Regions from separate parts of the Homo sapiens genome. Here region 2 is linked to region 1. The links are chromatin loops, found by intact Hi-C in ENCODE. Cell type or tissue: heart right ventricle. All regions are shown on one strand. Links, peaks and the distances in the headings refer to the core of each region. The heading gives the core; the rest is flanking DNA.

Region 1 (4,641 bases), core at 830-3,329:
TCTGTCTCAAAAGAAAAAAAAAAATGCTTTCCATTGCAGAAAATTTAGAAAATACAGAACAATAGTAAGGCAAAATAAAAGACATCTTTTAGACAAGGAAGAACCATGTTGACTTTCCTCCTTTCTTGTGCTGGATTAGCTCCGCCCACCTAAGCCCAAGACTCTGCCTCCTCTGGTAATTATAAGTAGCATTAAAACTGCCTCCGGGACCAAGTTATTACTTCCAAGAATAATAGTCTATGTTACTACAAGAAACTAATTAACAGCATGCAATGAGGGGGAAAAATTCAATTAATTAGTGGCTTAATAAGTGCTCACAATGACTCTGGGCTTGGCTTGGGCGTTGGGATGGGAGGGATGGAGACCCCCAGAGGGCTAGGCATGGGGGGCTGCAGAGGTGGGGCAGAGCACAGGGCTTGGGAATGGGCGGGGTCCTGTAGGAACCTGAGAAGCCCAGAGAGCCTAGTCAAAGAGGAAAGAAACCTGTTTGTTTCTGTTTCTGTCTGTTTTTTGCAGACCTCGTCCTGAGCTGAAGCTCTCAGCCTTACTGGTAACACTGGGTGGGGAGGGGTCCTTGGTCTGGTGTTGTCCCAACATGGTGGTTTGGCAGGTGCAGGGAAGTGAGGAAAGACTTGCTTTTTTCTGTCCTGCAGGCTGGAGGTGGGAAGGGGAGGTGAGCACACGGGTGCCCTCTTCTCTGTCACAGCCCCCGCCCACCCCACCCCTTGGGCTCTTCCCAACTCTCAGCCAGAGTCTTGGAGTCAGCTCTGACATTGCTCCTCCCCAAGCCCACCTCCCACCTGGCAGAAACTCTTGGGGCTGCTCCCTGCTAAGCGGTTCCCCTGCTTCCCTTCCTCACCCTCACCCCCATCCCACCATCTCCTCCACCACATCCTGAAGGGGAGACTCCTGCAGTGATCTGCCTGGCGCCCACCCCTTCTCCTCCAGCCCGTCCACCACCCGACAGCCACTGGGGACTGACGCCAGCACCACTGGGGAATAGGACGAGGTCAGGCCCCTACTTTGAGCCACGAAGCCCCAGCTGGACTGGCACCAGCTCCTCTTCCAGGCTCTCTGTGGCCCCAACACCACATCTGCTTTGAGTTATTTGAATGAGACTAATGCGGAGTTGCCAAACACCGATGGCTCTCAGGGCTTGGGGCCTTCTATTGCACAGATCCCTTCCGAGGCCCTGAGAGGGGCCTTAGCCTCATGTCCACACGCTTATGTGTGTTTGTAAAATTTGCAGATGTAGATGATGTGAACTGCAGTCCATGAAGACCGACCATACTATTGTCTCTGTCCACTCAGACTTCCCGCCTCCGCAAAGTGATCAGATGAAACGGGATTGATCAGAATGCCTGCATTTGGAGGTGCGTTCGTTTCTGACAGCCTCTGTAACAAACAATCACAAATGCAGTGGCTTCGGCAACACAAATGGACTAATTCACGGCTCTGCAGGTCAGAAGTCCAAAGTGGGTCTCCCTGGGCCAAAATCAAGGTGCATTCCCTTTCGGAGGCTTTAAAAGGAAATTCACGTCCATGCATTTTCCAGCTTCCAGAGGCTGCCCGCATTCCTTGGTGTGTGGCCCCGACCCTCATCTATGTTGAACTGGGTCCTTCTCACACTGCTCTGTCTCTGATTCTCCCTCTTATCTCTTCCGCCTTTTTTTTTGTTTTGTTTTTTTGAGACAGAGTCTTGCTCTGTTGCTCAGGCTGGAGTGCAGTGGCAGGATCTCGGCTCACTGTATCCTCCACCTCCCAGGTTCAAGCAATTCTTACGCCTCAGCCTCCTGAGTAGCTGGGATTACAGGTGTGAGCCACCATGCCCAGCTAATTTTTGTATTTTTAGTAGAGATGAGGTTTTGCTATATTGGCCAGCCTCAAACTCCTGGCCTCAAGTGATCCGCCTGCCTTGGCCTCCCAAAGTGCTGGGATTACAGGCATCAGCCACCGCACCCAGCCACCCTCTTCCACTTTTAAGGATCCTATGATGACTTTGGGCCCACCTGGCTCATCCAGGATAATCTCCCTATTTTAAAGTCAGCTGATGAGCAGCTTCAACTCCCTTTGCCATGTAACCTAATATAGTCACAGGGGATTGGGGCATAGACAGTTTTGGGGGGCTATTATTCTGCCAGCCACAGTAAGGCACAAACCTGTCGCAGCTCTACAGACAATAAATGTGTGTGTGTGTGTGTGAGTGTGTGTTAAGACACATGTTTTGTGCATCCTACATAACAAAATACATTTATTATATATGTATGTATATATACACATATGTGTCTGTGTATATGAATGTATGTATATATATATTTTCTTTTTTTGAGACAGGATCTTGCTTTGTTGCCCAGGCTGGAGTGCAGTGGCACAGTCATGGCTCACTGCAGCCTTGATCTCTCATGCCCAAATGATCTTCCCACCTCAGCCTCCCAAGTATAATATTAATAGCTGGGATCACAGGAGTGTGCCATCACACCTGGCTAATTTGTATGTGTATATTTCACTCAGCCATGCTGGAGGAATTATCTATCTTCTCTCTAGAAAATGATATTACAAAATCTTGACAGTTAAAGGGGGAATCCAAAAAGAACATGCAGCCAAAAATGAAAGAAAAAAATATGTGTGTTGAGCAGTTAATGAAAATATATTTTAAAATGTATTTTAAATGTAATTTGTAACACTTTTTCCTTCTAAATAAGCATGAACTTTCATGCCTAATTTTACATTCTTTTAAAAAAGTCCAGTGGGGTGTGGTGTCTCATGCCTATAATCTCAGCACTTTGAGAGGCCGAGGCAAGAGGGTCGCTTGAGCTCAGGAGCTCAAGACCAGCCTGGACAATATAGTGAGACCCCAATCTACAAAAAATTTTTAAAAAATGTAGCCAGGTGTAGCAGTGCACGCTTGTAGTCCCAGCTACTCAGGAGGCTGAGGTGGGAGGATCTCTTGAGACTGGGAGGTCAAGGCTGCAGTGAGCCGTGATCGTGCCACTGCACTTCAGCCTGGGTAGAGTGAGACCTCGTCTCAAAAAACCCGCAAACCACAACCTAGGATCCTCTGCTGCTCCCACCCCAGGGCCTTTGCACATGCTCTCATCTGTGTTGAGAGTGCTCCATGTCTCCTCCATTCTCTTCTCTTAGCTTAACCCTCAGACTTCAGCTCAAGCTTTAGTGCTCCACAAAAATCTTCTCTCTGGTCGGACACAGTGGTTCGCGCCTATAATCCCAGTACTTTGGGAGGCCAAGGTGGGCAGATCACATGAGGTCAGGAGTTTGGGACCAGCCTGGTCAACATGGTGAAACCCTGTCTCTACCAAAAATACAAAAATGAGCTGGGCACCTGTAATCCCAGCTACTCGGGAGGCTGAGGCAGGAGAATCGCTTGAACCCGGGAGGCAGAGGTTGCAGTGAGTTGAGATTGCGCCACTGCACTCCAGCCTGGGGGACAAGAGCGAAACTATGTCTCAAAAAAAAAAAAGAAATCTTCTCCTTTCATGTTCCCCCTTCCCCACAGTTGGTCTCCTGGACCTCTGATTTGTGGCCCCTCTGCAGTGATAACTCATGATTCGTGAACTTGCCTGCTGCTGTGTCCCCTGTTGGAATGCCAGCCCCGTGACCTTGCCTGTCTTGCTGCTGTTTTCCCCACTGATTGACACAGAGTCCAGCACACAGTAGGAACTCAATAAATTACAGGCAAAATGAGAGGATGAGTACAAGGGTGGGTAAAAGGTGTTCTCAGGGTGGGAGGGGGGAGTACACCTGAATGCACGTACCCATCCCAGGTCTCACTGCTCGCATGTGCTAGAGCTGGGATTCAAACTCAGAACCTTCCCATGTCAAATGCGTCCCTTCCACCACCCTGTACATTTGAGGCCAATGGCCATTTAATGGATGCCCAAATGATGGATGGCAGAGGCGTGTGTCAGTAAATCCTAAGGCAGGAAGTTGGTGAAGGGCTAAGCTGGATTAAATGGTGGGGTGATAGGGAGCCACAGTGGGTTCTGGAGCACCACCGGTGGTCATGGCCTGTCCTTGGGTGAGTCTGCTCTGGAGAAGGGTCCCTGACCTGGCCCCAGTCAGCTGGGACCAGCAGCTGAAACTGCAGCCTGCCTGTCTGCACTGACCTGTCTTCCCATGGCCCCTCCGTTATGCCTACCAAAGCCAGTTGCTGTGGGCTGGCCATTTCCAGAGGGAGGCCAAGAAGGCGTTTATTGAATTTATGATTTTAATTTATTACAATTCTAATCCCATTATGGGTTCCTTTTTGTCTGCAGCCTGCACAGCAGTGGAGTTTAATTATGGCCAAGCAAGATTTCCCCTACTCAGGGGACCTTTCCTGCCAGTCCTGGTGGCCTCCTGATTGCTTCAGAGGTGGTGGTGGGAGGGTTAGGAGGTGCAGAGTGGAGAAGGAGAAGCTCACTGGTGCCCGGGAGTGGCAGGCTGCTGCAACCCTTCCTGCATTTGGCAGCTGTACTGTGCAGGATGTGTGGGGATGCCTAGTGAGTGACAATTAGGACTGTAGTAAGTGGCTGTGCTGGGCGAGCAGTGTGCAACCTGCACAGCTGTACAGACAGTCTTGGGTTATCCAGAGATAGGCAGGTCCTGGAAGTAGGAGGGAGGGGACCCTAAGGGTCCTGCCAG
Region 2 (4,641 bases), core at 910-3,409, 74 kb after region 1:
ACATCTGGTGTCATGAGAGACACCAGAGGAAAGGAGCATGGTTGACTTGGGAAAGTGCATCGTTAATTTTGGAGAAAAAATTGCTCCTGATGGGAGACAAGGAGAGGTTATCATCACCATAATCTCAGTGGAGCGTTGTAACAGCCTAAACTGGTCTCCCAGCGTCCCCTCCTGCCTCCCTAGTCTCTTCTCCACAGAGCAGTTCTATTAGTCAGGGTTCTCTAGAGAAACGGAACCAATAGGACATATATACACATATCTTTGATTTATGGATATATATATATATATATAAATTTATTATAAGGAATTTATCTGTGTGATTATGGAGGCTGACTGGTCCCAAGATTTACAGTTAGCAAGCTGGAGATCCAGGAGAGCTGATGGTGTAGTTCCAGTTCAAGTCCAAAGATCTGAGAGCCAGGACAGCCAATGGTATAGTTCCAACCTGAGGGCTGGTAGGCTCGACACCTAGGAGGAGCCATTTCAGTTCAAGTCCAAAAGCAAGAAAGAACTTATGTTCCAGCTGAAAGGCAATCAGGCGGGAGGAACTTCCTCCTATTTGTGGGGAGGGCAGCCTTTTGTTCTATTCAGAACTTCGATTGGATGGGATCCATCCACATTAAGGAGGGCCATCTACTGTACCCAGTCTACTGATTCAAATGTTAATCTCATTCAGAAGCATCCAGACTAAGGTTTGACCAGATGCTTCGGCACCCCATGGCCCAGTCAAAGCTTTTTAAACTGCTGTGATGGTTACTTTTGTTTTAAACATAAATCAAATCATATCACCCCCATGCTTAAGACCCAAACACCTTATATAACCTACAAGGACCCCTCCCACTTCTCCAACTTTATTTCCCTTCCATCTTCCCTTCATTCACTACATTCCATCCATACTGGCCTCCTTCCCATCTTTTTTTTTTTTTGAGACAGGGTCTTGCTGTCTTGCCCAGGCTGGAGTACAGTGGCACAATCACAGCTCACTGCAGCCTCAACCTCCCAGGCTCAAGCAACTCTCCCACGTTAGCCTTCTGAGTAGCTGGAACTGCAGGTGAGCACCACCACACCCAGCTAATTTTATTTTTTTGTGTGAGGAGACGGAGTCTCCCTATATTGCCCAGGGTGATCTCAATCTCCTGGGCTCAAACACTTCTCCCACCTCGACCTCCCAAAGTGCTGGGATTACAGGTTTGAGCCACCATGCCTGGCCCTTCCCATCTTCTGATGCCACATTTCTTTCCATCTCAGTGCTACTGCAGTTGCTGCCCCTTTTGCAGGATGCATTTCTGCTAGATCTTCACAAATCTGGCTCCTCCTCATTGTTCAAGTCAACTCAAACATCGCCTCCTCAGAGAGGCCTTCCCTTACCATCCTAGCTAAAGTAATTCTCACTCAGTCACCATAGAGCCCATCACTCTGCTAATTTTCTTCACAGCACCTAGAACAAACTGAAATTATCCTAGTTACGGATGTTTATTGTTCATGGTCTTCCCCTCCCACTAGAATGTAAACTCCATGAGAGCAGAGGATTTATTTGGCTCATTCTTATAATTCCAGCTCCTTCTGCAGAGTAGGTTTTAAGCAAATAGCAGTTGAATGAATTAGTTAATTGATGGTGGCACAGATTTTAAAGGAGAGATTATAAAATAGCTTCTCTTCACCCTCTTAGAGAGGAAAGACTTTTTGTGTCTATGTTTCAGAAAATAAGGTGGGTCCCAGGGGTTCTGTTCTTCTACCCATGTGCTGGGCTGACAACTCTAACTATGAGAAACCCCATTTACCTGGGCATTCCTTGAAGTGTGGGTCCTTTGGGAAGCACCTGGATTGGAAGAAGGAGGTGGCAGTAGAAGGGAGGTAAATGTTGGGTGTTTTCCAAACCAATCTTCTCATCACACATACATTTTTAATGCTGTCAAAATTGAATTTGTTATACAAAGCTGGAAGCAGTAGCGTTGTGTGTAAATAGCAAATCGTGGGAAGACCGCTGTCCTCAAGTACTTTTTTTTTTTATCAACCCAGTCTATTTCCATAGCCATTTAATGTGTGAGTCCCTGTCCCTGGTGCTGAAACAATTGAATCGGCCGGACGCCTGGGCTTCGGGAGGGGGACACCTCTGTCCGAGGTGCTGGAACTCCCTCCCCTTCACCTTCTCCTCGCTCTCATGGAGCTGCCCAGAAGTGCGTGGTCACTGCGTCCTGCCATTGCTGGGTCAAGCTGCAATGATAGCTGCTGGAAATCACAAGGCTGGACTATAATTCCATCCTCATTTGGAATCTCTTGAAACTCATCGAGGTGCTACTGCTACAGCCGTTCTGTTCTGCTCTAGGGAGAGGGGCTATGGGATTCTAAGCCCTTTTGGCAGCTCCATGGGGTGTGTCCAGCCTCAGGTGTTGTGAACCCATCAGTAATGCCATGAGAAAGGGCAGAAAGTCCACAGATCTCGGTTCACCATCTCCTCTTAGTATGACACCTGCCAGTTCAGCCTTAGATTGCCTAGTCTGCAGTGGTACCTCTGCAGGAGTCCATGTGTCCAATGGGCAGCTATGTTTCCATTTACCTCAAGATGGAAGGAAGGAATAAGCTCTGTAAATCTTGTGGCCCACAAGAAGTAAGTGACAGATAATGACTTAGATTTTGTAGTGACAGGGTGACCATTTAAAAATATTTGTTGGCTGGGCACGGTGGCTCACGCCTGTAATCCCAGCACTTTGGGAGGCTGAGGCAGGTGAATCAGCTGAGGCCAGGAGTTCAAGACCAGCCTGGCCAACATGGTGAAACCCTGTCTCTAGTAAAATTACAAAAATAGCCGGGCCTGGTGGTGCGCACCTGCAGTCCCAGCTACTCGGAAGGCTGAGGCAGGAGAATCCCTTGAACCCAGGAGGTGGAGGCTGCAGTGAGCTGAGATTGCCACTGCACTCCAGCCTGGGTAACAGAGTGAGACTCCCTCTCATAAAATTTTTTAAAAATTTTGAGATATAACATAAAGTACACAAATCTTAAGTGCACAGCTTAAAGAATTTGTGGGCCGGGCACGGTGGCTCACGCCTGTTATCCCAGCACTTTGGGAGGCCGAGGCGGGCGGATCACAAGGTCAGGAGATCGAGACCATCCTGGCTAACACGGTGAAACCCCATCTCCACTAAAAATACAAAAAATTAGCCGGGCGTGGTGGCAGGTGCCTGTGGTCCCAGCTACTCGGGAGGCTGAGGCAGGAGAATGGCGTGAACCCGGGAGGCGGAGCTTTCAGTGAGCCGAGATCGTGCCACTGCACTCCAGCCTTGGTGACAGAGCGAGACTCTGTCTCAAAAAAAAAAGAAAAGAATTTGTGTGTATGCATGTGTGCGTGTAACCACTATCCAGATATAAACACATAACATTTCCAGCATGCCTCCTGCCTTGTGCTACCTAACAGGAAGCATTTTCCACCAAAGATAACTACTTTTCTTATATCTGTCACCATAGATTAGTTTTTCCTGTTCTCAAACTTCATGTAAATGGGATTACTCCATATGCAGTCTTCTAAGTTTGACTTCTTTCATTCAACATTATGTCTTCAGATTCATCCATGCTGCTGTGTATCAGCAGTTCATTCTTTTTCCTCTGCTGTTTAATATTCTTTTGTGTGAATAAATCACATTTTATCTATCCATTCTACTGTTGATGAATATTTGGGTTATTCCCAGTTTGAGTCTATGATGAATGAATTTTGAACACTTTTGTGCGTGTCTCTTGATGAACAGAGCACTTGTTTTTGTTGAATACATACCCAGGAGTGAAATTGCTGGGTCGTGGCATATACCTATGTTTTCAAAGTGGTTGTATCAGTCTACAGCCATTGCTTGAAAAAAATTAATTTCTCCTTTCTGATTTTAACTTTTCTGTCTTCTCTTGATCAGTGGAGATGTTCTAGGGGGAGGCTCTGTTTCAATAGTTGTGGCCTTAGAGTTTTCTAGGTCACTCTATTGATCAATATTGATTAGATGACTATTCCCTACTAATCCCTCCCTGGAAACTATTCTCCTCTCACATCTTTCTTCTCTTTGGCTATTACCATGACTGACTCCTGTAATGGAATCTGAGTGAGATGGTGCAGAGTTTAGAATAAATCACCTGCTTTTCTTCTTCCACACCTCAGGCTAGAATGTGCCTGAGAGAAGACTCCAGCCAAGGAGAGCCAGGAGTGTGGTCTTCATCCCCGCTACCCTAGATGAGTCCTAGAGCTCCGGATAGGCAAAGGACAATCAAAAATCTGCAAGGAGGCTGAGCGCAATGACTCACGCCTGTAATCCCAGCACTTTGGGAGGCTGGAGGATTGCTTGAGCCCAGGAGTTCAAGACCAGCCTGGGCAACATAGGGAGACCCCACGTCTACAATAAATTTTAAAAATTAGTTGGATATGGTGGCACATGCCTGTTGTCCCAGCTACTCAGGAGGCTGAGGTGGGAGGATCACTTGAACTGAGGAGGTCAAGACTGCAGTGAGCCAAGATCATGCCACTGCACTCCAGTCTGGGCAACAGAGTGAGACCCTGTCTCAAAAAAAAAAAAAAAATCGGCCAGGCGCGGTGGCTCATGCCTATAATCTCAGCACTTTGGGAGGCTGAGGTGGGCGGATCACAAGGTCAGGAGATCGAGACCATCC

Evidence for each region. Peaks named below come from ENCODE experiments on the same cell type or tissue, not always from the same donor. Only the 100,000 strongest peaks of a DNase experiment are listed, where the experiment ranks them.
Region 2: it touches region 1 in a loop (2.1-fold over the local background); 3 of 110 quality-filtered maps call a loop at or near these places.

The regions. Positions count from the first base shown.
Region 1 is chr1:11,622,310-11,626,950 of GRCh38, reverse strand. No RefSeq gene overlaps it. Among named protein-coding and RNA genes, the nearest start is that of LINC01647, 15 kb to the right of the region's middle. In heart right ventricle, for the core only: no CTCF peak of the experiment used is centred there; no DNase peak of the experiment used is centred there; H3K27me3 peaks cover 2,151 bases.
Region 2 is chr1:11,548,314-11,552,954 of GRCh38, reverse strand. No RefSeq gene overlaps it. Among named protein-coding and RNA genes, the nearest start is that of LINC01647, 59 kb to the left of the region's middle. In heart right ventricle, for the core only: no CTCF peak of the experiment used is centred there; a DNase peak (open chromatin) is centred at 2,094.